Linked DNA regions of Homo sapiens: region 1 is linked to region 2. A link is an interaction called in ENCODE POLR2A ChIA-PET data of the cell type or tissue named here. Cell type or tissue: MCF 10A. All regions are shown on one strand.

The links. ChIA-PET counts read pairs that join two places held together with the same protein. Peaks named below come from ENCODE experiments on the same cell type or tissue, not always from the same donor. Only the 100,000 strongest peaks of a DNase experiment are listed, where the experiment ranks them.
Region 1: POLR2A ChIA-PET joins it to region 2 with 5 read pairs; 2 of 35 experiments call an interaction of 5 or more read pairs at or near these places.

What each region holds. Positions count from the first base shown.
Region 1 is chr3:189,737,726-189,740,225 of GRCh38, forward strand. It overlaps TP63 (tumor protein p63), which reads left to right. Exons shown (of 14, transcript NM_003722.5): 2 at 15-143; 3 at 917-1,049. Among named protein-coding and RNA genes, the nearest start is that of MIR944, 91 kb to the right of the region's middle. In MCF 10A, no CTCF peak of the experiment used is centred here; no DNase peak of the experiment used is centred here.
Region 2 is chr3:189,592,473-189,594,972 of GRCh38, forward strand. No RefSeq gene overlaps it. Among named protein-coding and RNA genes, the nearest start is that of TP63, 38 kb to the right of the region's middle. In MCF 10A, no CTCF peak of the experiment used is centred here; a DNase peak (open chromatin) is centred at 1,279.

The DNA of each region.
Region 1 (2,500 bases), 150 kb after region 2:
TTTGTCCTTTTAAGTTTCGTAGAAACCCCAGCTCATTTCTCTTGGAAAGAAAGTTATTACCGATCCACCATGTCCCAGAGCACACAGACAAATGAATTCCTCAGTCCAGAGGTTTTCCAGCATATCTGGGATTTTCTGGAACAGTAAGTATAAAACAAGCAAGAAATGTTTTGCTTGAGCTAAATAGGTAAATGTGGGTGGTCAAAATATTGCTTACTAGGGCATGTTTTTTCTAGAATCAGTAGAAGTTATTTAGGAAAAGTTAATGACTCCAATGCCATCTCTTTGTTCAAATTCAGTGGTGATTTTTTTCCATTTCTAACACCAAAAGATCCTTGCTAATCCAAGGTGATGTAATTTTGGAGGGCCTAAGGCCTCCTGCACCAAATTCACTTCCCCAATGTTTCTCTGATACTCAGAATCCATTCCTTTGGCTTGAAGACTTATCTACTTTTATAATGCAGGTACTCACTGAGAAGATAAAACACTAAATTTTGTTGTTTATTTATACCTTGCTGTGAAACGTATTATTATTTCTTTATTAAAACAGGTTTGGATAAGTGAGTAAATTAAGAAAAGGTGAAAAGAGAATTTCAGCACACTGGAGACCCTTAGGAATCGAGTATAAAATACTCTATCACAGATACATCCGTTATTTCCTGCATCCTACCCAGTAATTATCTGAGGAGGGCAGAGGTCATGATCCTCATTTAACAAGTGGGGGTTGGATTTGAACTGCTTGAAATTACACATTTGATAAGTGATTGAGCCAGGACTCAAACCTAGAGTTTCTAACTCCAAGAAACCAATGAGCCTTGCTGACTTTGAAGCAGAAAATGCTTGTTGTTAACAACAGCATGAGTATATTTTAGTCCCTTTCCATGCCTAACTCACTTTTTTCTTTCCTATGTGTTAGGCCTATATGTTCAGTTCAGCCCATTGACTTGAACTTTGTGGATGAACCATCAGAAGATGGTGCGACAAACAAGATTGAGATTAGCATGGACTGTATCCGCATGCAGGACTCGGACCTGAGTGACCCCATGTGGGTGAGTGGCACAGGCTTTCTCTTCAGTCTTTGGGCCATGCTATCTATAGCTCTGTTAAACCTGTCTTTTCAGTCATGTGTGAAAAGGCAGGTGGCTCTGAATGGCCAAGGCCTTTGGGAAGAGAGTCTATGTTGTTAGCTGAGAGAAGATTTGGTGTGGATTATGCATTCTGGGTCTGCCGCAAATATCTATAATATATGTGTTTCCATCCGTGTGGGGAGGGAGATTCTTTACATCTTTTATCTTGATTGTTCCTCATGTCAACCCCAATTTAGAAAAGATGGTACCAGCTCAAGGCTTTCTAGCTGGTAGGGACAGCAAAAGAATCAGAAATTTATTTTATTTATATATTTATTTATTTGACAGAATCTTACTCTGTCACCCAGGCTGGAGTGCAGTGGCAGGATCTCAGCTCATTGCAACCTCTGCTTCCCTGATTCAAGTGATTTTGCTGACTCAGTCTCCCAATTAGCTGGGATTACAGACATGCACCACCACACCTGGCTAATTTTTGTATTTTTAGGAGAGGCAGGGTTTCGCCATGTTGGCCAAGCTGGTCTCGAACTCTTGCCTTCCTGTGATCTGCCCACCTCAGCCTCCCAAAGTGCTGGGATTACAGGTGTGAGCCACTGTGGCTGGCAAAGAATCAGATTTTTAGATCTGAATCCTATCCAGGGCACTTCCTACTATGACAAACAACTTCTCTATCCTTCTTTAATGCAGGAGGAATTTATGCACATGAATTCTATGTGCATATGCAGGTTTAAGTACCTGGTAACAGAATAAGAGGGAGGAAAAAAACTAATACATGAAACAGGCTTTTCTTGGCTATACCACTGAGTCACTCGTGATCTTAGGCCCCAGTTCCTCATTTATAAAGTGGTGAGATCATAGGTGTTACATACTTCCCAGGTAAGCTAAGGAGTTTAATGGGTTAATGATATTAAAACACCTTCCTGAGATGTTTAGATTTCCTGTGTTTGTGCAGTTTCATAATGCTGGTGGGTTTTCTTTTTTTTTTTTTTTTAATCATTTATTTACGGCACAAGTCCTGCTATCTTTTCTATCAAAAATTTCTAGAAAACTAGTGGGGGGAAGCTAGACAGCGGGGTGTCATAGAGTATCTGTTGACGAGATTAAGGGGAATGATTTTAAAATGCCTTACCTTGTTTGATATGTTTTACTGGAATTTTTGCTATGTACTTTTTGGATATAGAATGTACTGCTTAATATTGGGAGAAAGTCAATGGGAGAAAGTCAATTGGAGAAAGGCAAGAGGAAACAAAAACAGAAAGTTATAACTCTGCAGATACATAGATGCTTTGTCACTAATTTGATTAGAGAAAAATACACTTTTTCATTGACTCTTTTCATTCCAATACAGATATAGTTCTCAATCCTTGAGCCAATGAAATGAAACTATCAAATAATTCCAAGGGGCAGGTCATTCA
Region 2 (2,500 bases):
TGGCTCAAAACATGCAAATCAATAAATGTGATATATCACATTAACAGAATGAAGGATAAAATTACGTGATCATCTCCATAGATCCAGAAAAAGCATTTGACAATATACAACATCATTTAATGGTAAACATTTCAACAAATCAGATATAGAAAGAATGTAGCTCACACAATGAAGGCCATATACAATAAGCCATAGCTAACATCATACTCAGTGGTGAAAAGCTGAAAGCTTTTCTTCCCAGATTAGCAAAGAAGAATGCTGACTCTCACCATTTATATTTAATATAATTCTGGAACTCCTAGCCACAGCAATTAGCCAAGAAAAATAAATTGGCATCCGAATCAGAAAGGAAGAGATGCAATGTTGTCTGTTTGCAGATACATTATGTATATTAAAAAAAAAACACTAAAGACACTACCAAAAAAAAACCCGTTAGAATTAATAAATTCAGTAAAGTTGTAAGATACAAAATCCATCTACATTAATTAGTTAAGTTTCTATATACTAACAACGAACTATCAAAAAGCAAATTAAGAAAACAATTCTACTTAGCCTAAAAAAATACTGAAGAATGAATTTAGTCAATATGGTAGAAGACCTGAAAACTGAAAACAAAAAATTGATTTTAAAATGAAAGAAGACACAAATACATGAAAAGACTTACTGTATGCATGGATTCAAAGAACTAATATTGTTTAAATGCCCACACTACTCAAAGCAACATACAGAGTCAATGCAATCTCTAACAAAATTCCAATGCCATCTTTTACAGAAATAAGAAAAAAAAATTTAAAATCATATGGAACCACAAAGCACCAAATAACCAGCAACCTTGAGCAGAATAAACAAAGCTAGAGGTGTCATAATACCTGATCTCAAAATATATCAGAAAGCTACTTTAATAAAAACAGCATGGTACTGGCATAAACACTGACATTATAGACCAATGGAACAAAATAGAAAGCTTTGAAATAAATCCAGGTATTTATGGTTTATTGGCCTTCCATAAAGGTACTAAGAAATACAATGAGTAACAGATAGTCCTTTTAATAAATGCTACAAGGAAAAATAAATATCCACACGCAGAAAAATAAAATTGGACCCTTGTCTACCACAATACACAAAAATCAACTCAAAATGGATTAGAGACTTAAACATAAGGCCTGAAGCTGTAAAACTACTGGAGGAAAACATAGAGAAAAAGCTTCTTGACATTGGTGTGGGAAATTATATTTTGGATATAACTCCTAAAGTTCAGCCAACAAAAGCAAAATAGACAAGTGGGATTGCATCACACTAGAAAACTATTGCACAGTAAAGGAAACAATCAACACAGTGAAAAGATAATCTACATAATAGGAGGAAATACTTTCAAACCATTTATCTGATAAGGGGTTTTATGCAAAATATATAAAGAACTGAAACAAGTCAATAGCAACAAAACAAATAACCTGATTTAAAAATGGGCAAAGGACCTGAATAGAAGACATACAAATGATCAGTAGTTATAAGAAAAAATGCTCAACATCACTAATCCTCAGGGAAATGCAAAGCGAAACCACAATAAGATTATCTCACAGCTGATAAAATAGTTATTATCAAAAATACAATAGATAATAAGTGTCAGGGAGGATGTCAAGAAAAGGTAACCCTTGTACACTGTTGGTGGAAATGTCAATTTGGATAGCCATTATGGAAAACAGTATAAAGGTTCATACAAAAATAAAAAATATAACTACTGTATGTCCAGCAACTCCACTACTGTATATATATCCAAAAAAAAAATTAGTAACTTGAAGAGGTATTTGCACTCCTATGTTCATTGTAGCATTATTCACAATAGCCAAGGTATGGAATAAAGTGTCCATCAACAAATGAATGGATAAAGATTATGTGGTATACACACACAGTGGACTTTAAAAAGGAAAAAAAATGCTATCATTTGTGGCAACATGGATGATCCTAGAGGAAATTATGCTAAGTGAAATAAGCCAGGCACAGAAAGACAAATACTGCACAATCTCACTTAAATGTGGAATTTTTAAAAGTTGAATTCATAGAAGCAGAGAGTACAATGGTGATTGCCAGGGTCTGGTGGTGGGGAGCAGGGGTGGAGAATGAGAGATGTGGCTCAAAGGGTACAAAATTTCAGTTATGCAGGATGAATAAATCCTGGAGATCTATATAGCACGGTGACTATAGTTAACAATAATACTTGAAGTGTGCTAAAAGAGTAGATCTTAAATGTTCTCAACACACAAACATATACAATGTTGTGTTGTTGGATTTGAGTTGATGGATATATTAATTAGCTTGATTGTGGTAATCATTTCACAGTATATATGCATATTAAAACATCATGTTGTATGCCTTAAATACACACAACTTGTATTTGCCAGTTACATCTTAATAAAGAGAAAAAAAGAGAAAAGCAGAAGCTTATATTATACTTTATGTTTCATTAAATGTTTGACTATCGTCAGCTGGTGTTAATGCAAAC